Linked DNA regions of Mus musculus: all the other regions are linked to region 4. The links are chromatin loops, found by intact Hi-C in ENCODE. Cell type or tissue: left cerebral cortex. All regions are shown on one strand.

Evidence for each region. Peaks named below come from ENCODE experiments on the same cell type or tissue, not always from the same donor. Only the 100,000 strongest peaks of a DNase experiment are listed, where the experiment ranks them.
Region 1: a loop joins it to region 4, with 2.2 times the contacts of the local background. A loop is called at or near these places in 3 of 42 quality-filtered maps.
Region 2: a loop joins it to region 4, with 2.1 times the contacts of the local background. A loop is called at or near these places in 2 of 42 quality-filtered maps.
Region 3: a loop joins it to region 4, with 8 times the contacts of the local background. A loop is called at or near these places in 4 of 42 quality-filtered maps.
Region 5: it touches region 4 in a loop (8-fold over the local background); 5 of 42 quality-filtered maps call a loop at or near these places.

Annotation. Positions count from the first base shown.
Region 1 is chr11:78,753,296-78,758,295 of GRCm38, reverse strand. No RefSeq gene overlaps it. Among named protein-coding and RNA genes, the nearest start is that of Ccnq, 4.1 kb to the right of the region's middle. In left cerebral cortex, no CTCF peak of the experiment used is centred here; DNase peaks (open chromatin) are centred at 921 and 2,768; H3K27ac peaks cover 2,254 bases.
Region 2 is chr11:78,637,881-78,642,880 of GRCm38, reverse strand. All of the region lies in intron 1 of Nlk (nemo like kinase), which reads left to right. Among named protein-coding and RNA genes, the nearest start is that of Nlk, 57 kb to the left of the region's middle. In left cerebral cortex, no CTCF peak of the experiment used is centred here; DNase peaks (open chromatin) are centred at 421, 1,598 and 2,107; H3K27ac peaks cover 1,753 bases.
Region 3 is chr11:78,700,077-78,705,076 of GRCm38, reverse strand. No RefSeq gene overlaps it. Among named protein-coding and RNA genes, the nearest start is that of Nlk, 5.2 kb to the right of the region's middle. In left cerebral cortex, no CTCF peak of the experiment used is centred here; DNase peaks (open chromatin) are centred at 1,822 and 2,540; H3K27ac peaks cover 2,151 bases.
Region 4 is chr11:78,803,564-78,808,563 of GRCm38, reverse strand. No RefSeq gene overlaps it. Among named protein-coding and RNA genes, the nearest start is that of Lyrm9, 21 kb to the left of the region's middle. In left cerebral cortex, a CTCF peak has its summit at 2,657 (motif pointing right); DNase peaks (open chromatin) are centred at 2,677, 3,145, 3,798, 4,741 and 1 more place; H3K27ac peaks cover 4,619 bases.
Region 5 is chr11:78,724,585-78,729,584 of GRCm38, reverse strand. No RefSeq gene overlaps it. Among named protein-coding and RNA genes, the nearest start is that of Ccnq, 25 kb to the left of the region's middle. In left cerebral cortex, no CTCF peak of the experiment used is centred here; DNase peaks (open chromatin) are centred at 1,351 and 3,010; H3K27ac peaks cover 2,107 bases.

The sequences.
Region 1 (5,000 bases), 50 kb after region 4:
TTCAGGCTTCAGTGGTTTTCCTAAGGAAAGCCCAGAAAGAAGCATAAGAATATAAGGGGCTCTCGTGTGTGTGTGTGTGTGTGTGTGTGTGTGTGTGTGTGTATGTGTGTTGAGAGACAGTCTGAATGTAAGGTAAGCTAGCCTTGAACTTACCTCCAGCCCAGGTTGCCACTCACTTTTCAGAGTTGTAGTACCATGCAGATGAGATTTGTGTGTTTTATGCTTTATATAAGCACTTCATGGGATAGCTGATTGGGGTATGTGGTAAAAATGACAGCTACCAAGTACTGAATATGCCCCCACTACTGTCTGTTTGAGACAAGGTCTCTTGTAGCCCAGGCTGCCCCCAGTTTTGCCCTCCAAAGTGCCCAGACTGCAGGCATGTGTATCAAGACCAGGTTTATGTGGTGCTGACAATGGTACCCGAGGCTTCTCCCATGCTAGGTATGTGGGTGTGTACACGCAACAGGAGACACAAAATACAGAGCCGAATTACATCCCAGCCACCAGCGCTGTCCTGTATGTGCAAACATTTATTTTCATACTAGCAACAATTTTGTAAGGTAGATGTTATTAGCTTTGCCAAAAAGAAAAAAAAAAAAAACAAAAAAAAAAAAACAAAACCTCAAGGTTTTCTGGGTGGGAAGGGACACCCTGTTTTGAGGCTTTCTCTGCTCTATTGAGGAGGCAGCTTGAGAAGTCAGCCCCCCTGGGGCCCTGCAGAGATGAAACTCGGAGCTTACTCATTTCAAGTATTAGGCCATTTTTCGCCAAAGCTATAATGAAAAGCATACAACAGTAAGCTGGAGAAATTGGTGTCTGTGTATGAATCCAGGACTATGTGTCTGCAACATAAACAAAAGCCCAAATTCTTAGAAACAGCTTAACCAGGGCTGGGAGATGCTAAGTCAGTGTCCTAGTTTTATTTCTGTTGCTGTGATAAAATACCCTGACAAAAAAGGCAACTTAGGGGAGAAAGGCTTCATTCTGATTGTAATTCCAGATTCTGGTCCATCATTTCAGGAAAGTCAAGGCAGCAGACTCTTGAGGCCCTGGTCACATCCATAGGCAAGAAAAGAGACAGGAAGAATGAGAGAGAGTGCATGAAGTACTATCCAGCTTACCTTCTCCACTCTTATATATAGTCCAGGGCCCAAACCTAGGGAATGGTGCCACTCAAGGTGGGCTGGGTCTTCCCACATCAACAAATGCAAACACCACCTTCCTTCCATGATCCTCTGAGACAGTCCAGCCTGATCTAGATGCTCTCTTCCCAGGTGATTCTAGATTGTGTTAGCTTTACAATTAAAACTAACCATCACAGTCAGTAAAGTGCTTGCCTTACAAACACAAGGACCATGACAGATTGTGTCTGTAACTCTAGGGTTGGGAGCAATGACAGGTGGATGCCTGGTGCTCAGTGACTAGTCAACCTAGTTGAGGTGATGAATTCAAGGTTCAGTAAGTGACCCTGACTCAGAACACTAAGATGGAGAGCCATCAAGGATTGGTCTAGGCAATCAAGGATATCAACCTCTGGCCTTCACTTACACCCATGCCCATACATACATACATACATACATACATACATACATGAGAGAGAGAAAGAGAGAGTTATGGTGCATGCTTGTATGCTTGTAATTCCAGTATTAGGAAAGTGGAAACAAGATGGCCCCTGGGAGTCTCTGAGCAGCCACCTTCACCATTTCAGGCCAGTGAGAGAGAAGCTATCTTAAAAACAAAAAAGGTAGACAGTGCCTGAAGAATACCATCTAAGACGAAACGCACAAGGTTGTCTTTTGGTCTGTGCAAACACACACATACCATGCACCAAAGTGTAATCATTAATTCTGGTCTCAAGAAAAAATATAATATTCATCTAATATTCATTAGACCATGGGTGACCTCTTTATTCACTTGTTTTTTGTTTTTGTTTTGCTTTGTTTGCTTTTTGGCTTTTTGAGAGAGGGTTTGCTTTTTTCTATGTGTCTCAAACTCACAGAAATCCACCTCCCTCTGTCCCCAGAGTACTGGGATTAAAGGAGAGCACCACTACTCCCTGGCTGTTCTTTTTTTGTTTGTTTGAGTTTTTTTTTTGGGGGGGGTTCTTTTTTTTTTTTTTTTTTTTTTTTTTTTTGGTTTTTTGAGACAGGGTTCCTCTGTGTCGCCCTGGCTGTCCTGGAACTCACTCTGTAGACCAGGCCAGCCTCCAACTCAGAAATCCGCCTGCCTCTGCCTCCCAAGTGCTGGGATTACAGGCATGCACCACCACTGCCTAGCCCTGGCTGTTCTTTTTTATAAATTATTTTATTTTATATGTACAAGTGTCTGCATGCATGCCTGTACACCTTGTGCATGCATGCCTGATGCCCTCGGAGGCCCAAAAGCATCAGATTCCCTGGAACTGAAATTAAATGGTTGAAAACTATCATGTAGGTGCTGGGAATCAAATCCAGATCCTCTGGAAGAACAGCTAGGGCTCATAACCCCTGAGCCATGTCTCCAGTCCCACAACTTCCTGATTTATATATAGGATGAGCAATACCTTCCTCACAGAATGTCTGGATGTGCGAGGTCTAAGTGGGGTCTAGACTAAGAAGGTAAGAAGGCAGCACCAGTGTTCTTGAGATCTCTGCACCCTTGCTTACTTCTTTACCAAAAAACTGGGAGATGGGAATTGGGAAAGGAAAGGATTTGTTTTGGCCAGAGCTGGGGAGAGAGAAATTCTTAGCTTCTCCTAGCCTTGCCAGCAGCAGAGTTACAATTTATAAAAAGGATGGAACAAAAGCCAGGAAATATGCATATGTAGATTTAGCTCTGAGATAAGTTTGTGGAACTCTGAGATAAATCTTCTCCTCCGAGAAGACTCTTCCTCTGGCTCCAAGGCTCCAGCCTGTTCTCACACCTGGCCTGGAATTTTCTGGAACTTCTAATTCTTTAGGAGCCTTGTTGTACTCTCTCTCTCTCTCTCTCTCTCTCTCTGTCTCTCTTTTCAATGAACTGAACCTTAATATCCAAAGTAATGGGCATAACATTTTTACTGTTTGATAATTTTACATTTCTAGCAGATAAAGGAACATGTTGCATGTTGTGATTGTGTGTAGAGATGACACTGTGTGTAGAGATGGACAAGCTTGCCTAGACAATTCTCTGAAAAGCCAGGAACTCCCTACCTCTTCCTCAGTTCAGTGAGGTATGCATGAGAGTGACCCTTGTCCTCCTTTTAGAGATCAAGGATCTAAGGGACTTAATCAGTGGCTGAGCTTTCTCGGGGATTCAGGGCCTGGCCAGCTAGGGTCATGCATGCCTATAATCCCAGCATTTGGAAGGACCAGCTACATACTGAGAACATCTCAGAGGAAAAAGCTGCAGACTGGAGAGATGGCTCAGCAGTAAAGAATACTTACAGCTCTCCCAGAGGACTTGGGTTTGATTCTCAGCACCCAAGTCAGGCAGCTTACATAGTCTGTAACTCCTGCTCCTGGGGATCTAATGCTGCCTCTGCCAGCACCTGTGCTCACATGCAGACATGCACACCTACACATAGTACACACACACACACACACACACACACACACACACACACACACACTATTTTCTCCCCATATATATATGTGGGGAGAAAAGGGTACAACTGGATGTGTATGGTGGCTCATGCTTGAAATCCCAGCACTAAGGAGGCAAAGGTAGGGAGTTCAAGGTCAGCATGGACTATACAAGATCTGTCTAAAAAAAGAAAGAAAGAAGCCAGGCATGCCTTTAATCCCAGCACTTAGAGTCAGGCAGATCTCTGTGAGTTCGAGGCCAGCCTGGTCTACAGAGTGAGTTCCAGGACAGCCAGGGCTACACAGAGAAACCCTGTCTCAAGAAAAAAAAAAAAAAAAAAAAAAAAAAAAAGGAAAGAGGAAGAAAAAGGAAAAAGGAAGTTGGAGAGAAACTAGACCCTGGGCAGAGGATAAAATAAGCATGAAGAAAAGGAAGAAAAGAACTCTAACCAGACATGATGGTAGATACCTGTATTATAGCACTTGGGAGGCAGAGGCAGGTAGATTTCTGAGTTTGAGGCCATCCTGGTTTACAGAGTGAGTTCCAGGACAGCCAGGGCTACACAGAGAAACCCTGTCTCGAAAAACAAATGGAGGAGGAGGAGGAGGAGGGAGGAGAGGAGGAGGAGCAGGAAAAGAAATAAGGATCTAATCCTCGCTCTTAGTTTTCCTAACGGTTTACGTGCACTTTGTGTGCTTCACTCCATCCACTGCAAAGCCAAAGGGAAATGGGTGTCCCCAAAATAGGCTGACAACACGGAGAAGCCTGGAAAGGATAAGGACAAAAAAGAAAAAAAAAAAAAAAAGAAGAAGGAAATAAGAGGGCCAGGTATGGTGGTTAACACCTTTAATACCAGCACTTGGTGGCAGAGGCAGGCAAATCTCTACAAGTTCAAGGTTAGCCTGGTCTACATGTGGTATTCCAAGCTAGCCAATGCTGGGCTACATAGAAAGACTCGGTGTCAAAAAGAAAGTGAGAGAGAGAGAGATGGAGGGTGATATTCTTTATTTCTAAGACTGAGTTCTTTCTCAAGGCCATGAGGCTACATTTATACACCCAGCCTCACTCAACCCAGCAGTACAGGGAAAGCCCAAATACACTCCGCCAGACATGGCTCTGTATTGGCTTTAGGGCTTCAAGGTCTTGAAATATCCTTGTGCACTCAGACCTTTTTCTTAAACACTTGGTATGTAGCCCTGGCCTTCCAGAAACTGTTTATGTAGACTAGACTGGCCTTGAACTCACAGAGATCTGTTTGCTTCCTCCACCCTCACCCCCACAGTGGCCTTTGGACATGAAGGGTCATTTCCTTTGTCCCCAAGGAAATCTGCAAGGCCATCACCTGCCTGCCACATTTCATTTGTCTCACACACTGGGGCTTCATTTCATTACCCATGGAAATTCAGCTTCATTGATATGAAGGGGCTAATTACTACAAGAGACATAATTACAAG
Region 2 (5,000 bases), 170 kb after region 4:
GAGTATAAAAGCTGGTCCTTGTTATGAAAGATCATCAATATAAGCTCTTCATTCACATCATCAGACTTCAAAGTGGATATAATTAGCCTCAGATACATTGGAATGCAAAAGCTTGGATATTACCTACATTCTTGCTTCCTTTCTTTGCAGATTGTGTTAATTTTCTTGTGTCATTGTCTCCCTGTACCAAGAAACAGTCCATCCACATCCTTACAACTTTTCTTTGCCCAAAGTAGAATGGGGGCCTCCCCACTGGTCCTGTTTTGTAGTTCTGGTCTTTTGGGGGTGATGGAGAATGTGATATATGTACTGGCAGAGTAAAGTGGGAAAAAACACTGAGAAGCAGCAGGCACCTGAAGTGGAAATTAGAAGTGCCAGGAAAAGACTCTTCATGAAACAAGACTGGGATTATACACAGCATTAGCTAATGTTACACGTGCTGCCGCTGCACCTCCCTGCTTTAGATCTGCTGTAGCTCCCATTTCCTCCTGAAAGTGCAGTGCTTCTCTAGCTTGGAAGAAGTCAATTTGCATAGTGGTCTGGACCCTGGGGAACAGTTTGCTGAAAATCCTTCATGGCAGTATTGTCGAGTTCATTCCATTTGTAACACAAGATTAACAGCTTTGTGAGTTGGAATTGTATCCTGCCCCTCCCCAGCCCCCACTTTTTTTTTTAACTTCTCATTCTCAGACCATAAGTCACATAACATCATTTTAGAAGGAATTTAGATCTCATAGGAAAAGATGGTATGTCTCTATCTAGCTTCTGCTTATAAAGACAAGGATCCCAACACTTTATAGTGTAGTGCGAATATATACTGCTATTGTCGGGGCCTTTGTTATAAATCAAATTGCAGGGCTAGAGAGTTGGCTTAGTGTTTAAAAACACTGTCTGCTCTTCCAAAGGATCAGGGTTCTTTTCCTAGCACCCACACAGAGGCTCACGACTGTTCATAATTCCAGTTCCAGAGATCCAATCCCCTCTTATGGCCTCTATGGGTACCAGGCATGCACATGGTACCCAGATGTACAGGCAGGCAAAACACCCATACACATAAAATAATGGGTTTTTATCATTTGGTTTTGGTTTTGCTCTTCCCCTACCCCCAGCCCCAAGACAGGTCTTATTATGTAGTTATGGCTGTCCTGGAACTTATATAGACCAGGCTAGTTTTGAACACACACAAATATGCCTGACTTTGCCTCCATAGTGCTGAGATTAAAGGAGTGTCTCACCATACCTAGCTAAAATATTTTTTCTTAATTTTAAAAATAAAACATGGCACAAGTAGAATTAACTTCTTGATCAAGATATATAGTATCTTATAATTTGAAAAATCTCTAAAAATATATATAGTTGGAATGGATATTTTGTTTCTCACTCCTCATGTCATGCCCAGGACTGCTCTGATATAAGTTCCTTTTATTTGGTGGTTGGAGTAGGAGGCAGGATTTCATCATGTAGACCAGGCTGGCCCGGAACTTAGAAGTCTGCCTAGCTCTGCTTCCTGGATGCTGGGTACATGCTACCACAGTGGCTCTGACATAGCTTTTAATGCATCTGCTTTTACAAAGAAAAATCTGCATAAGTCTTTAAAATTGCTGTTTAGAATTACATCAGCAGTACGACCAGATGGCATTGAGACACTCACTTTAAGTATTCTAGGATTTTCTAAAATAGCTGGCAGAAATAGAAAAGCCGTCTTTCTCCTTAAGTGTATTTCTGTCCTTTTATCTTGGGTCTGTGTTCTAACTGTTGCACCTAGGTTAAAATCATAAAGCCAGAATGGAGATTTTTTTTTTGAGGATTAGGTAAGGTTTTATTTTACTTTAAAAATCACAATTATTGAGTTCTATTAATTGCACAGATTAATGAGATTAATGGGCTTCATTATGACATTTTCATATACACATATGTTTGTTATGTCCATATTTGCTCTCCCTATACCCTCTCTCCCTCCTCCATGCATTCCCTTCCCTTCCAGAATGGAGACTTCTTGGGTTCCAAATGTCCTGTGCTTTATTAAATAATGACATTCCAGAAACTGTCAGTACAGGTGTTCTTGTATAGGTCACAGATATACTTAGTTTGGAAAAATCCATTGAGTGGTAACATTTCAGGCAAATGTGGTTTACATAGCCAGTGGGTGTCAGTGAGATAGGGCTGACTTTGAAGAGGGTGTTTGGAATGTGTAAAGCTCTTTACCTTTAGGGAGCACTGAAAGGAGTGAGCGTTGCAGAACTGTCCCTGTACCTAACTCACTGGGTAGAGTTTTGTTTTTGTTTTTTAAGGAGCTTTTCTTACATATTTTTCGATACTTAAATATTGCCTCAGATTCCTGGACCTTAGAGGTTATAATAAAGAAATATTGGAGGAGGTGAAATGTCTACTGTTTATATTTGGGTTGAGAAAGATACAAGATCTTTAATGGGAATCTGAGCACCGGGCGTGGTGGCGCACGCCTTTAATGCCAGCACTCGGGAGGCAGAGGCAGGAGGATTTCTGAGTTTGAGGCCAGCCTGGTCTACAAAGTGAGTCCCAGGACAGCCAGGGCTATACAGAGAAACCCTGTCTCGAAAAACCAAAAAAAAAAAAAAAAAAAAAGGGTTAATTCTCTGCATTTACACTCAACCTTTTTCCCCCATCTAAGTTTTATGTAAGAATCATGTCCCCAACCCACAGGCTGAGAGCTGTTTTACAATGCCCCTATGCTAGTGGAGAACATTTAGTTTTTGACATCTTGTACTTTCTAATTCTATATTTTCCAGAGACATTAACTGATTTTTAATAGATTAATTAATTGATCTTAGAACTAGAAATGGCTGGTTCTTCCACTGTAACATTTTCCTTTCATAGATAGATTACAGTTCGGATAACCCTAACATAAAAAGTATACACATGGCTTGTTTTTACTCAGATCTGTTTGAGGGTAAACTAAGTAACTTACTGAAACAACTTAGTTTGTATGTCAGAGTGCTCTAATCAAATATGTTCATTTGAATGACATTTGACTAAAGTCTTTAAATCATTTTTTATTTGCTTTTGTTTTTGAGATGAACTCTCAGTATGTAGACCTGGTTGGTCTCGAACTCATAGAGATCTACCTGTCCCTACCTCCTGGGCACTGGGGTAAGCGCCCCTCCATCAGTTATCATAAGAGATAAACAGAAATGATAGCCTTGTGTGTTCATAGTAAGCCAATGGTGACAAGAATTAAGAATTTTCTTCTCATAGTAAGTCTGGAGGCTATAATGGTGATTATGTACAACTCCCTAGAGTAGAAAACAAAATGCAGGAGAGGAGCCATTGTGCTCAGCCTCTGGAGCACTGGGGTTGCAGACACTGTTCCACGGATAAAATTCACCAGGATTTCTCAGAGGCCCACTCCTTCCTTCTTTGTGTGTAAGGTCTGCTGTACTAGTTGACACAAGCTTAGCATCCTCATTCCTCAGTAAGGACACATGCATGTTAATGATGGACATCTTGTTATTTAAGCAAACATTAATTTGGGCGTGCAAGGTTCTTCCCCCTACTCTTCACAAGGAGACAAAGCCTTTCTTTTTTTTTTTATTATTAGATATTTTCTTCATTTACATTTCAAATGCTATCCCGAAAGTCCCCCATACCCTCCTCCCCCCCAACTCCCCTACCCACCCACTCCCACCTCTTGGCCCTGGTGTTCCCCTGTACTGGGGCATATAAAGTTTGCAAGACCTAGGGGCCACTCTTCCCAATGATGGCCGACTAGGCCATCTTCTGCTACATGTGCAGCTAGAGACACAAGCTCTGGGGGTACTGGTTAGTTCATATTGTTGTTCTACCTATAGGGTTGCAGACCCCTTCAGCTCTTGGGTACTTTCTCTAGCTTCTCCATTGGGGGTCCTGTGTTCCATCCTATAGATGACGGTGAGCATCCACTTCTGTATTTGCCAGGCACTGGCATAGCCTCACTCGAGACAGCTATATCAGGGTCCTTTCAGCAAAATCTTGCTGGCATATGCAATAGTGTCTGGGTTTGGTGGCTAATTATGGGATGGATCCCCAGGTGGGGTAGTCTCTGGATGGTCCATCCTTTCGTCTTAGCTCCAAACTTTTGAGACAAAGCTTTTCAATGTCACTCTGCCTATGTCTCATTTGATTCAATTGTTTCTGTAGTTAGACTTCCCAGAAATAGAAGTGCTAGGTCAGAAGGTCCACTCACTTTTTAAAGATCTAGCTATACAGTGCCAAATTTTTCTCTAAAAATGTTGTGCTAATTAACACCTTCCATCATTAGAATAAATTTTTTAAGTCCATGAGAAATAGCTCATAGTTTCAATTTCATTTCTTTTATTAAAAGAGCAGAGAACTATTTGTTTTGTTTTTCTCATTTTGCCTTCTCTTAAAATTATCCTTTATTTACATACAATAGGATTTACTCATTTGAAGTATACAGTATAATTATTTCTGGCAGCTATGTATACTAGGATATCTAACCAATGTAACAAGGATCAAAATAACTAAATAAAAGGCACATAGAAGAAAAATAAGTTAAATTGTTCTCATGAGGACATGATAATGCATATAATAAACCCAAAGATCTTTCTCATGAACTACCTTTTTTAGAAAAAAATTAAAAAGATGTATTTATTTATTATATGTAAGTACAGTGCAGCTCTCTTCAGGCACCCCAGAAGAGGGCATCAGATCTCATTATGGATGACTGTGAGCCACTATGTGGTTGCTAGGATTTGAACTCAGGACCTTCAGAAGAGCCATCTCTCCAGCCTATGAACTACCTTTTTATGTATATAATGGCTTTATTTCCTCTGTAAACTTTCTCTTGATGTCTATTTCACCTATTCTTAGGCTTGTTTTTTACTTGGTATATTTTTTACTTTCATTTTATTTTTACCTGTTTTTATGTTTAAAGTGACTTTAGACATCATGTAGGTGGGCATTGTTTATCTGTTAAAAAGATTTAACTGCCCTTGCTTTTTTGTTTGTTTGTTTGTTTTTTT
Region 3 (5,000 bases), 100 kb after region 4:
TGTGTGTCTACTTGTGGGTGTGCGTGCTCACATGCATGTATGTGTGTGGGTCAAAAAAAAAAAACCAAAAAACTGATGCCGGGCATGGTGACACACGCCTTTAATCCCAGCACTCAGGAGGCAGAGGCAGGCGGATTTCTGAGTTTGAGGCCAGCCTGGTCTACAGAGTGAGTTCCAGGACAGCCAAGGCTATACAGAGAAACCCTGTCTCAAAAAAACAAAAAAACAAAAACAAAAAAACAAAAAAAAAAAACGAAAGAAAGAAAGAAAGAAAGAAAGAAAGAAAGAAAGAAAGAAAAGGAAAGGAAAGGAAAGGAAAGGAAAAGAAAAGAAAAGAAAAGAAAAGAAAAGAAAAGAAAAGAAAAGAAAAGAAAAGAAAAGAAAAGAAAAAGAAGACATCCCATATCTCCCTTAGTCTCTCTTTACCTTGGAGTTTGAGATGGGACTTGTCACTTACTGCAGAACTCCTTCACTGGGTAGACAGGCTGGCCAGCAAGTCTCCGGAATCCACCTGTCTCCCTCCAGTGAGTGCTGGGGTTGCAGGTACTCGGACCACCACCTCCAGCTTTTATCTGGGTTCTGGTGATCCATGAGCTCCTTGTGAGCGTTACGCACTAAGCCATCTCCTCAACTTTAAAGTCACTTTAAAACCGGGCATGGTAGTGCATACCTGTTATCTCATCACTTGACAGGTGAAGTCAGAAGGATCAGAAGTTCAGGCCAGTCTTGGCTGCATAGATTGCAGTCAGCCTGGGCAAAATGAGACTCCACCTCAAAAACCAAACCAAGCCAAAGCGAAAATAGAACAAACCAAACAAAAGTAACGTTAACTAACAACATTTATGATCTCTGATTTACCTAAAAAGAAACTGTAGGGGATCGGCTGATGCATGTGATCAGGGCTAAATAGTAGAGAGAGGTAAGATGAGGCCAAGGGCCTCAGACACACGCAGAGGGGATTGTCCTGGGACTTAGAGGCTGTGTGACTAAGGCAGATGAAGGGTTAGCTGTGGTTGCAAAGAAGGCCCAGGCAGCAATGATCTGGAACTTGTTTGGTCTCTCCCTGTCCCCAGCACATTGTTATGAACCAGTCTCCATCTTTGGTCCTAGTTACTATTATCTCCTGATCTTGTGCTGTGTTCCATCCCTGCCTCCATCCATATCTCTCCTGTCAATCAGAAAATCTTCCTTGGATCTCTGTGGCTTTTCTTCTAGAGCCTTCTGTATCTGACCCTGGACCCACCCTTTGTCTTGCAGCACTGCCAAATGTCTCACAGGTCTGCACCCTTGCTCACACTCCAGTGTCTCCAGCTTTATTTTGGTAGCGACAGCTTTATCACCCTGTCACAAAGCTGATGGAAGACCTGAACATAATAAGAGAATGGATAAGGGAGACGAGGAGAAGTGTATTTTTGTTTTGTTTTTTTTTTTTTTTTTGAGACAGGGTTTCTCTGTGTATTCTTGGCTGTCCTGGAACTCACTTTGTAGACCAGGCTGTCCTCGAACTCAGAAATTTGCCTGCCTCTGCCTCCCAAGTGCTGGGATTAAAGGCATGCGCCACAATGCCCAGCGAGAAGTGTTTACAAGTGACTAAAATCTAACTATCACCTTTCATCCCCAGAGCCAACTCCCCAAACACAGCCAAGAGTCCTAGAGATAGAGACGGCTGTGGGAAATGTCGAGTCAGTGAGGGGGAGCGATGAGGCAGGAGGCTGCCTATATTGAGTCAGACACTGATGTCACTAAATAATCTCCATCTTGTGTTCTTCACCACACAGACGAGGAAACCAAAGTTCAAAAGTGTTATTACACCCGTGGTCACATGGCTAGAAAAAAATGCCACAGCATATGATTCCAGTCAAGGCTGCAGACTCACCATGTAAATTCTTCAAGTAAAGGGACAGATTTAGAGAGCCTAATAGCAGAGAACATCTTCCTGAGGGATCTGTGAGTACAACTTGGGAGGCAGAAGGATATAAGCCTGGACTTAATGGAAGTAGGACCCAGAAGGGGTGAGGCTGCCAAGGTCCCAGGTGGTCCTACCTGACCACCAATGAGGGCTCTGAGCAAAAGTGCTAACATTGCATGTATCTGGTAAGGAAGGCTGCTCTGCTTCAAAGCGAAATCCCTTTCTGGATGTTCTTTCCTTTACCCCCGTTATTCTGTGGCTTTGTTTCCCTACTGACTATTCCTTCCAACTGTGGCACACAGTGGAAAGGATGGTGGTATGATGGGAGCTAGTGAGTCCCAGCTGTCACCCACTAGCTGTATGAGCTTCCCTGAGGCTCCCCAAGTCTGCTTCTCTATTTGCAGAATGGATGTATTGGTGATGTGTTATACGGGATAAGTGATGTTGAGCACCTAGCACTGTGGAGAGGGGAGAGCTCTCTTTGCTGTTCCCTAGTTTCCCAGAGCCTGGCCCATGCTGTACAAAGAGGCTGCAGACAGCTCTTAAGGAGAGCCAGTTCTTAGAAGAAAGGGAAGATCATCTCCCACTTCCTGCACATTATATTCCTGCTTATGCATTCTGATGTCCTGCTTGCTTTTTTGGGCTCTAAGTGCTATCCTGCTGACTCACTTCCGACTTCTCCTCGTTCATCATGCTCAGCTCCTGAAAATGGAATAGGATGGAAAGGGCCGGAAACTGTACTGTCTGGTGAGATGTTTAAGGGGACAGGCACCCTATGTGGATAGAATGCTGGGAGTATGAGCTGAGCAGAGCCCACAGCATGATTCTCATCTGACTTGTGATACTTGACCTTGGATTGTAATACTAATACTAACCATCCCACTTACAGCTACTGATGAGGAGCCGAGAGGCTCCGGGCTATGTACTTTCTGTGGATCGCCTCTTTGATCACCACGGATGAAGAAGTCGGGGGAGGGCAGAGCAAAATTTCAACCCCATGGTCTAGATTTGTGCTGTCTAATGAAGTAGCTGCTAGCTACATGTGGCTAATGAGCACTTGAAGATAACTAATGTATGAAAGGTGACTAGAAGAAGGAAGGACTTGAACCTGAAAGGGGGGGGGAGAGGGAAGGGAGAGGGGAAAGGGAGAGGGAGAGAGGAGGTATGCTATCCCCATATAGTCTGAGCTGCTCTGGAACTTCTCATGTAGTCCAGGGTGGCCTAATCCCAGTGATCCTTCTGGCTCAGATCCCTGAACATCTAGGATTACAGACACGTGTCACCTGAAACTGAACTTTTAACTCAACTGAGTGTTGTATGTGAGTGAAAATACTAGATTTCACAGCTCTCGAATCATATATGTGTGTATCCCTTTTCAAATTTTGATCACATATTAAAGTTACAATAATTTGGGTATATCAAGTTAAATAAAACATATCCAGATAATTTTACATGTTTCTTTAGCTTTTTTTTAGTTGCTTTTTATTATTTGTTTGTTTTTTTGTTTGTTTAGAGACAGGGTCTCATTCTGGAGCTCTGACTGGTCTTGAATTTGTTCGTGGTAATTCTCCTGGCTCAGTCTCCTGGATTATGGGCACAAGTTACCTTGCCCAACTCCAAATAAACATTTTAAATTATATTTTACAAACTAGAAATCAAAGCTTATGATGATTCTTAGAGTTTTGTTTGTTTGTTTGTTTGTTTCTTGTTTTGAGACAGGGTCTCCCTATGTCAGGGTGACGGTGAACTCACAATTCTTCTGCCTTAGCTCCCTGAGTGCTGGGATACTTGATACTCAGTATAAGACCACGTCTGAAAGTGTACGCATTTCTCCAAGGAGTCTAATTTGTGTAGCACCTGGAGTATGCTCAGTTCGCTTGGAAATTCTTGTTCTAAATAGATGTACAGATCTGTGAGGAGCTACCAGTGCCCCAGTGAGGTACCTCCAAAAGTCCCTGCACCAGACACTGAATCTCACCTTGGAGAAGACTTAAGTCCCTGTCCTCAGGACCAGGGCCCTGCCAACTTCAGGGCCGCTTTACTTGAAGGGCTTGTTAACCAGATTCCAGCTCTTTCCCATCCAAAACCTAACTTAATAGATTTGGACAGAACCAGAGACCTTATGTGCTAAAGAGACTTCTCAAAACTATGCTTTAAAGGAGACTGTCATCCACGGGAAAGGTAGCAAAGTATCCCAAGCATTAGGCGAGAGAGAGGGGAGAACTGAATTAACGAATATTGAAGGTTTGTTCCCTGCTAAGTAAGCATTTTTCAGTATGTCACTTCATTTCACTCTCGCATCAACTTAATGAAGCACATAGCACTACTTCAGCGGGGGCAACCGAGACTGAAAGGTTAGTTAAATGGCCAGAATCGCGGAGCTAGCAAACGGCAGGTCTCCGGTTTGTACTGACTCTTCCTGACCTCAGTAAGTCGTGAAGATCTCCACTGTCTTCGCTTTTTTTTTTTTTTCTTCCCCTGGCACTGTCGTATGAACTGGGTATATAATATAAGTGAGACAGACAAGCTCTCTGTTCTGGTCAAACTCAATAAGCAATTAGAATAGAGTTCTCAGTGCTACAAGGGAGGCAGTGTCATGAAGATATATAATGGAGAGTCATAGTCTAGATGAGGGGTAGTAAAAAGCTTTCCAAAAGAAAATCTGAGACTCACATGGAGCAGAAAGGATGGCGTAGAGGATTGGAGCATGGCTGGGGAGGAGCAGAGCATGGCTGGGGAGGAGCAGAGCATGGCTGGGGAGGAGCGGAAAGTGGCTGAGAAGGAGCAGAATGTGGCCGGAGAGGAGCGGAGCGTGGCTGGGGAGAAGTGGAGCATGGCTGGGGAGGAGTGGAGCGTGGCTGGGGAGGAGCGGAGCGTGGCTGGGGAGGAGCGGAGCGTGGCTGGGGAGGAGTGGAGCGTGGCTGGGGAGGAGCGGAGCGTGGCTGGGGAGGAGTGGAGCACGGCTGGGGATGTCTTAAGCTGAAAATCAGCCATGAAGGTTTCAAGACATCAGTGTGGTTGAGGAACTGAGAGAAATGTAGACTGCCTCAAGCAGAGAGGGTGGAAGTGAGATGGAGGGCCTGAGGCAGAC
Region 4 (5,000 bases):
CTACCTCAATTAACCCAAACTAGATAGTCCCTCACAGACAAGCCCAGAGACTTGTGTTTATGATGATTCTAAATTTAAGCATTACAGTGTCTCATTAACAAATGCTTATTTAGCCATTTACATATTGAAATGGTAGCACCTTATACTATCACGTCAAGACCACACTTAAAATTTAACTTTACCTTTCCATAAATATGACTGCCAGGGAGTTTTTAAACATCCCCAGTGGCTCACGTTTGGTTTTGCTTTTCTGTTTTGAAACAGGGTCCCACGTATCCCAGGCTGGTCTGGGACTCAGCTGAGGGTGACTTTGAACTTCTGATCTTGCCACCTCCACCTCCCAAGTGCTGGGATGTAGGCATTCACCATTACACCTAGTTTATGCAGTGCTGGGATTGAACCCAGGGCTTTGCACATGCTAGACACTCTATCCCCCCGAGCCGTAGTCTCAGCCCCCAAGTTCTGCTTCTATCGGAAACTGCCCAGAAGCTGAAGGAGGAGCTAGCTAGCATTCCTTGAACTCATTTCTGTTTGCTCTGGGAAGCCCAGTGATCTGGGAAATGAGTGACATCTGGGCTCATTCCTAGCTGTGTTGAGGGTTGGGCAATCTCGCTGGGGAAAAACAAACAGCCCAGATCTGGCTTTGTTCTTAATGCTATTCCTAAGTGCAGATGACTCCCCTGCTGGTCCAGCCTCAGGGGAAACAGTGGGGAACTGATTGACAGCCATTAAGAAAATGGAACTGAGTGCCACAGATCAGACAATCCAGGCTGAATCTCTATCAGTTGAGCATCAGGCCCCAGGAGCTTTCCTGCTAGAGAAAGTCTTGCCTGGTGGACCTGCACTGGCTGTGGGGCTGTGATAGACTCCCATCACCTTCCCTGCTCCAGGAAAGATGGTAAATGGACATTATTGTGGGCAGCTTACCATTGATTGGCCACAAGGGCAGATCAGTTAAGCTCCGTGTTCCTCAGCTTCCTCATATGTAAGGGGAAGGTAATAACTGTTCCTACCCGCACCAGGCTGCTGCAAAGGGGAAATCAGCTTAGACAGTGCCCAGCACTCAGTGTTGGATGGAGATTTGTGGTTATCACCAATTGCTATTTATATTTCATGCAGGAACATTTGTATAAAAAGAGCCTTTTCCCACAGCCAAGAAATCTTAAGCCGAGAGATGCACTTCATAACGTCCCACAAATCCTAAGGGCCATTTGTGGGTATTAGCTATGGGAACATTCTAAAACACTTTCTAAATGAGAGCCAATCTAAGAATCCTTTCCTGCTACCTACGATGGTCATTTGTTATGGTGGCTATCAAGCATCTGCTTCTCTCCTTAATACCCCATCTCCTTTTGGGAAATAAAGCCACCCTCACCTTCCATGGGAAGTAGTTCCTACCCCTCTCTGATTTAAAACCTATCCACCGTGGCAGTCCTGGGAGCACTGTTCCCAGTAGGCTGCCTAGCCTTGGTAACCTTTCCCTAGTCCTTACCTTGGTGTATAACCTCTGTGGCTGGTGAAATCAAAAGCCCCATGAATAGAATCCTCGCCCCTCTCTCTCCTTCTCCACTGTGCCCGGCTCCCATCTTTCTTCCAAACACTGTTAGTGGACAGAGCACACCTCACAACTGAGATCCCTCAGTCCTTGAAAATAAGAAAGCAAACTGGGCGGGCGTGGTGGCCTTTAATTCCGGCACTTGGAGGCAGAGGCAGGAGGATCTCTGTGAGACCAAGCACTCTATATAATGAGACCCTGTCTCAAGAAAGATGAATAAATTTAAAAAGCAAATCATGGTTCATGAACGGTTCAATTGTGGTCTCTTCAGCTGCAGCTGGTGCTAGGATCGGAGAGCGTGTCCTACAGGGCAAGAGGCCTGGGTCCAATGACCTGCACAATTTCCCAATTTCCCCGGTCTTTTGTTCCTTAATATACGTGTGTGTGTGTGTGTGTGTGTGTGTACACAAATGCATACATGCATATATGCGCATACATATATAATTTTTTAAGTCAGAGCCTCCCTTTGTAGACCAGGACAACCTAAAAGACTCACAGTCCTCCTGCTTCAGGCTTCTAAGTAGTAGGACTATAGATGTGCATCAATATACTCTTTTGTGTGTGTGTGTGTGTGTGAGTGTGTGTGTGTACATACTTAAAGATATTTAAGAAATCAGTTTATAGGACTAGTAAGTCTGAAAACTTAACACAACCACGAACTATTTGAACGGTCACCCCTGGATTAGTGTGTGATCACATTACTGGATACCACAACCTGAGTAACAAGTGAATTCTGCCATTGGAGGAAACACAGCACAACTGTACATCCCCGGGGTTAAATGATGTCAGTGTGTCCAACCTGGGTACACGTCTGGCGCTGAGTAGGAGCTGGGTAGATGGTAAGCTCTGTTGGGAAGGCAGAGGAGGGAACTCAGTGGTGCAACGCTGAGCCCTGGACTCTCTTCTAGACACTTTGTAAATGCTAAACGGTGTCATTTAATCCTCCAGCCGGCCTAAGAGTGAGGTAATACGATTTACATGAGGAACTAGAGAGCCAGAGAGATTACATAATTGCACATTATTATGGTTTGAATATAAAATGCCCACACCTCACCCGCCCCCAACCCCCTCAGACTCCCGTGCTGAACTCCCGGTCTCCAGCTGGTGGAGCTATTTTGAGGGCTGTGAGGTGAGGCCAAGCTGGAGGAAGTAGGTCCTAGTGGGTGGGCCTTTGAACGCTACCTGGATTCCTGGGTCTCTTGCTTTCTGCCTCTAGGCTGCTTTTGCAGCAAACAGCCTCTTCACCCACTCACACTGGTGCGGACTGGAAACATGAGGAGGATAGCCCTTCCTCCTTTTAGGTTGTTTTGTCTTAGGGAAGAGCAATACAACCAGGGTCACACAGCAAGCACACAGTGAGCTAGGACATGCCAGGCCTCCCCTTCTTAATCAGATGGCCCCCTAAAGATCTCCACAGGACACCTGCCCAGTGCCCTCGGCAGCTAAAGCCTTAGATACAATGTTACCCGTTTTGTCACTTTAAGGAAAATTCCACCCAATTGCACAAACACCGCCAGATATAGCTGCCGGCATATTTCAGAAAAAAAAATATTTTAGGGTAGAATATCACACCCCCTCCACACTCCACCCTCCTCTACCACTGTCTCCCTAGGATAACAAAAAGCTAACACCTTTCCATCTAAGAAAACTTGGCAGAGGTTCCCTCCCTACAGCTCCTTCTGCCCACTGCCACGGGGAACTTTCCAAACAAGGGAATGAAGTCACTGGTCATCAGTTGTGGCTTTCCTGCGTTGGATGATTATGTGATGATATCTTAATCAAAAAAGGTAGAACCCAATTTCTATTTAAATAAAAATGTATTAGAGAAGAGGATAGAGGTCCCGGGATGTGGCTCGGCTGGCCGAGTGTTTGACCTGTGGGCACGAAGCTCTGAGTTTGATCTCCAGCAAAGCATAGCCTGTCATGTGGCATAAAGCTGTAATCTCCAGCATTTGAGAGGTAGGCTGAATGGCTGAGGTTACCCTCAGTTACATGAGATCCTTCAAAGGAGGCTCTGAGGCCCTGGGTGCTAATGTCTCAAGGTTCCTTCCTTCTGGGTGTGTCTCCCCAGGCCCGTTTACTCAGACAAGAACTAGCATCCAGCATGTCACAGTGGCCATTTTTGGGTCCGTTTAGGCTCTAGAGAAGACTCCTAAAGTCAGTTCTCTAGGTGTGTGTGTGTTGGGGGTGAGGGTGAGTTGGTAGGGAGTATGGAGACGTGATGGGTGGGCAGGTGAGAAATTCTGCTTCCACTGTGAACTCAGGACATCCAGGCAGCCTCCAGACCTATTTGCAGTGTGCTGGAGTTCTCTTTCATAGTGGGTATTTTTATTCTTTTTCAGGAATGTGTTGGAAATCAGGAGCGGGAGGTGTAGCTCGTCCACAGTAGAACACTTGCTTAACACGCATGCCTCAGGCCCTAGGTTGAGCCCTAACTGAAAAAGGAGGAAGGGAGACCACAGTGGGAAAACCGATGAAAAATCAAAGGCTAAAGAGTTTTAATTGTGATTGCTCTCATTTAGGTCAAAGACAAGGCTGGAGGCAGCAAGGGCTGCTAGGCACGTCTCCCTGGGACTAAGAAGCACCCCCCCCCCCCAGGCCTGAAGCCAGAGGCCATTCGAGGGGAAACTATGCAGAACTCCATGAAACTTCATCACATTTTCCTAACTTGTTAAAAATTCGGTTTCTAAAGATTTATCTTAATGTTATGTGTATGAGTGGTTTTGCCAACACGCATATATGTGTAACATTTGTGTGACTGCTGCCCTCGCATGTCAGAAGAGGACGTCAGATTCTCTGTGTGTGCTGAGAACTGAACCCAGGTCGTCTGCAAGAGTAACAAGTTCTCTTAACTACCGAGCCATCTCTCTAGCTTCGTCACTTCTCTTACTTCCTCCATGATACTAGTTTATATCCTCTTTTCCTCTGACACTGGACTCTGGAAGCCTCAGACCTGGTGTTTAGGATCTTCTAGATGGACAAACTGTTCCTCTACATGGGGATGGCTAAAGCCAGTGTCCACTTCCAGATCAGGGGGTGGGGGTTCTTATTCAAGGCAGGCAGGAGCCCAGGTTTAGAGGACTTGCTTGCTGGGATTTGAATGGCACCTTCTGGCCCCGCCCCAGGGCTTGGCTGCCTCTCCCGTCATTATCTGTCAATGTCAGCATCAAATTAGGAAGAGAAACAAAAGAGGACAAGCCAAGGGCGGCTTTCCGGGAGCAGTGCCAGGCTGGAGAGATGCAGCAGCCAGTGCCACATGCTGGCAGGAGGTCATGATCGGGACAAGCGATAGAGAGGGTGGGCAGTGCAGAGATGACGCTTTGAGTCCAAGGACAGAGGTCGGTTAAAGGTGGAGGTCAGAGTTGAGATAAGTCAGAGTCAGGAGAGAGGTGTGGGAGCAGCAGAGGCAGGCTGGTCACAGAGAGAAGCAGAACCAGCCTGCAGC
Region 5 (5,000 bases), 79 kb after region 4:
AGAGAGAGAGAGAGAGAGAGAGAGAGAGAGAGAGAGAGAGAGAGAGAAAGGAAGGAAGGAAGGAAGGAAGGAAGGAAGGAAGGAAAAAAGAAAGACAGGAAGGAAGGAAGGAAGGAAGGAAGGAAGGAAGGAAGGAAGGGAAGTGAGCTGAAGTCATCCTCTGAACTCCTTCTGTTGAGGTATTCTGAGGTATTCTATAAATTTGGTCAAGAGTGAGCACAACACTCTAGTACTGAGCTGTGTGGTGGAAAATTCCAATTGTCAGTCTCTAAGAATACTCAGCTGACCCTACTTCTAGCAGACTGAGAAAATGAACCAGCATTTTCAGCACAACCTCCATGTACCCAAGTCTCCATCAGTCACTTTCTGCATATTATCTCAAGGCATCCTCACAGTAACCCTGGAACATAGGTAGCATTACCACTGCCTCACTAATGAGGTAGCTGAGGCGTGAGAAAGGGTCATAACTTATGACCACATAGTTTGCAGAGAGCAAAGATTCACACTCAGGTCAGTTTTAACATCAGACTGTGCTGTTAAACCTCTGTCTGTAGCTTTGGAAACTCCAGTGAAGAAAAGGCTCTGGTGGTATAGCAGAAACTGCTCCTGCTGCTTGGGTTGATGGCTCTAGGTTGAATGTAGAAAGCTCATGAGTACCCCTGTATTTGCAAGCTGCTGCCTCTCAAAAGCTGAACTAGAGCCAGGTGTGGTTGTACATGCCTATAATTTCAATACTTGAGAAACAGAGGCAGGAGGATTGTCACAAGTTTAAGGCCAATCTAGGCCACATAGTGGATATCACAATGGAAACTATTATTTTTTATATAATTAATCTATGCTAATAAAATGGCCTTAGAAAAAGTTGACTTAATTGGGCAGTGGTGGAGCAGACTTTTAATCCCAGTACTCAGGAGGCAGAATGGATCTCTGTGAGTTTGAGGCCAGCCTGGTATACAAAGTGAGTTCCAGGACATCCAGGGCTACACAACTAAACCTTGTCTCAAAAAACAAAAAGTAACAAAACAAAACACATAAATTTAAAAAGAAAAACAAAAGGAAAAGTTGTCTTAAAGCACACGGTGAAGTTAGCACCTGGTGGGCATGTGAAGAGTACAAATATTTGGACTCCCCATTCCAGAATATTCTATTTCATGAGTATGTAACAGAGCCTGGAAATATGAATTTTTAAAGATTGTTTTTTGTCGTTCTGAGGCACTGACAAGTGTGGAAGCCACTGTTTTCAGGAGCCCCTGTAAGCCCACGGTTTCCCTTTCTGCCTGTTATAAACAATCCTCAGAGCCAAGGCACAGTTCTGAAAGAGGAGCCAGCATCCCCTGGAGGGATCTTAGGATGCTTTGAAATTGTTTGGACCAATAGTTCTCAATGATGGGAGATAGCATATGTGCCTGGGACACTCTCCAACCTCCACTCATCTCAGCTGAGAATCACTACACTAATCCGATGAAGCTGGAGATAAGTTAACAGGAACAGGAGACACCTATTTGCTCAGGAATTGATGTTAGCCGCTTCTGCACTGTTACTGAGTAGTCTTGACCTTCTCCACCATCAGGTACCTTCCAGGAGAACTTCTACTTTATCTCTAGGGAATCTCCCATGTTGCCTCCCTTACAACTAGACAGAGGTTGTAGATGGAGAGTCCCTTTGGGCTTATGGCAAATTCCAGACCAGCCAGACATACATAATGAGTCTTTGTCTTGGTTCAAGAGCAGCCTGCCTTTGTTGGGCATATCTGTCAAAGGATCGGCTGCTGTGTCTTGGAAGTTGTAATCCTAAAACATTCACTCACTCACTCACTCTAGTCTGTGTTGACTTGGCTGCAAAGGGAATGATGCTCTTAGTATGCTCTTTGCTTTGAAATGAAAGGGCTGGGACAAAGTCAGTTTTTACTATCATCAGGCAGACCCAGGTAGATTGCTCTGAAGCATCTTTCTAAAATTCTACTGGTTGGGTAGACAAGATGACTCAGTGGGTAAAGGTAGTTGCCTTCAAGATCAAGGACTTGAGTTGAATCTTCTAGGACCCATGTGATGGAAGGAGAGAACTGACCCTCACAAATTCTTCTGACTGAAAATGTGGATATGACCACTCCTGAGTACAGTTGAGAAGGTTTTATCATAGACATGAGGGAGAGTACTGCCAGGGGCATATGGAAGAGTTCAGACTGAACTGGGCCTGAGAGCTCTGAGAAGGGAGTGGGGAGAGAGATATTGGAAGACAGAAGTGTGAAGTGGGCAAAAGGAGACCAGGAGCCAAGAGAAGAGTTAAGAGTCAAGAGAGCTTGCAAGATCCAAGAGAGTATGTAGCCAAAATGGCTGTTACACAGAAATCAGAAGTTGGGGGAAGGGAAACGAAGCCCAGCTCCTGGATTGGAGAGGTTTAAGGTAGGGGGCGGGGTGAGAAGTAACGGGAGGAGCCACAGATACTAAGGGATTCTGGGAATTCTAGCCAGAGTCCAATTTGAAATGTTAGTAGGCACCTCCTTTACCCATTTGTCCCAGGTTTCTTTGAGACCTCAACACTGACCACACGTGTAGGTCACACAAAAAAGTCACGTGGCCAACCCAGAGCTGGTAGAGTCCTGACAGTCATACCTATTCCTTTCCCTCTCAAAGTCCAGTTCACCCATGGACAGGATCATGTTCACCGGCAGGCTCTGCTGTGTGTGGCTGGAATGAGCTGCAGCTGGCATTGCTCTTTGTCCATCTCCCCCACCCAGGTTCCAGATGAGCTAGGGGCGTTGGCTATTTGTAAAGTCATTTTCTCCTCTACCACTGCAGGAGAGTACATAAACTCACTTTTTTTTTTTTAACTTCCTAACACCCCGAGTGTCAGTCTTTCTTGGTGTAAAGACGTTAGTGAAAGAACAGAAATCAGGCAGCAGTGAAAAATATTCCTTTTTTTGCCTCATAGCTCCTACTTCCACTGTCCTCTTCTTTCCCACTCTGCTAGTGGGTGAGAATTCTGGTGTTAAATGCCTTTCCTGAGAGAGAAAGCCTCAGCTAGGTGGGTGGTTCTGAAACAAAAATAGAGGCAAAGGCCTGCCTGATGGAGAAGTATCCCAGGCAGTCTTGTGGATCTCCTCGTGTCTTCTGAAGCAATGGGTTCTGGGTGCACAGATTAAGGGATTAGGTCCTTCAGTGAAGACCTGTATGTGTCAAAGTCCAGAGTCAGTGACTCCTTGAAGGACATAGTCATGCCCTCAGGGAGGAGAGAGGACATCGTTTGGGATTGCCCTTTCACACATATCAACCCTGTGGCCTCTCAGAATTGGCAGTGGGGGTGGTTATCAACCATATACATTTGGAAAATCTCCCTAGATGGTTCTGATTCATTACTCTTTCCTCTCCTACAATACTCTCTGCTAATCCAATTGAAAAAGTCACTGAGGTGAGATTTATGTAATGATTTGTGTTACTTTGGCACTGGCAAGGCTACACGGAGCACATAAAGGAGGTATACATGAGAACACAGCCATGACTTAGATTTTCAATAGCATAGTGAATGGGGTCAGACACAGGCTGTAGGTGACAGTACTGGCTTTGAGACAGGGTTTCTCTGTGTAGCCCTGGCTTTCCTGGAACTCACTCTGTAGACCAGGCTAGTCTCAAACTCAGAAATCCTCCTGCCTCTGCCTCTCTAGTGCTGGGATTAAAGGCATGTGCCACCATGCCCGGCAAACTATTGCTTTCTTGAAAGAATATATATCACTCAAGAGTGATGTCTATTAACCAGTTATCCCTCGTGCTATTTCCTTGCTCTGTCAAGCAATCATTGAACCTTCTTTCTCATACAGAAAGCACTTGCCTACCTTTCTGGCTCTAGATGCAATGGTTTGGCACAGGAAATAACTTTCTTTTTTATTTATTTATTTATTTATTTATTTATTATATGTAAGTACACTGTAGCTGTCTTCAGACACTCCAGAAGAGGGAGTCAGATCTCATTACGGGTGGTTGTGAGCCACCATGTGGTTGCTGGGATTTGAACTCCGGACCTTCGGAAGAGCAGTCGGGTGCTCTAACCTGCTGAGCCATCTCACCAGCCCGGGAAATAACTTTCAAATGGTTACTGTTTGGTATCTTATGAAGGTTAGTCCCAAGGCTCTGCTGATAGTGTTTAAACACTTAATCTATTTAAAAAATGGCAAAACATGACCTCTTGTACTCGTTATTGGTTTTCAAGTTTGGTTGTCTTCCACATAATCTCTCACATATGTAGTCCTGGCTAGCCTGGAACTCTTCCATCTGTCTTCCTGCCTCAACTTCCTAAGTTGTAGGATTACACTTGTGTATCATCATTCCAGTCTATAATTGGCCATTATTAGAAACAGGGCCTCATGTATCCCAGGCTGGCCTCAAACTCAATATATAGCTGAGGATGACCTGGAACATTTGATCCTTCTGCATCTACCTCCTGAATGCCAGGGATTACAGTCTAGGAAAAACCAGTCTTACTGGCTTTTGCCTCTGCAGCATGTAACCCGGTGCCCATCACAGCAGAGATTGTAATTAAATATTTTGAAGTAAGTAAATCAGCTCTCAAGGCCAGGTCCAGCTGGTCTTTCCAGATACTTGACTTTGCTTATTTGTTTTGGAGCAGGGTAAGTCCTGGCTGCACTGGAACTCTCTATATGGATCAGGCTGGCTTCAGGCTCATGGCAGTGCTGCCTCTGAGTCCTGGGTGCTGGGGTTACAGGAGTATGCCAGCCACTATGCATGGATACTAGCTGACTTTTTTTTTTTTTAAGATTTGTTTTAAAATTTTAATTTATGTGTATGTGTGCCTGTCTGTATGTATACATATGGATATGGGGGTGCCTGAGAAATCCAGAAAGGAGTATGGGGTCCCTTGGAGCTGAAGTTACAGACAGTTGTGGGCTGTCCAACCTGGGTGCTGGAAACCTAGCTCATGTCCTCTGCAAGAGCAGCAAGTGCTCATAGCTGCTGTGCTCTCTCTCCAGTCCCCAGTACTTCTTTAAA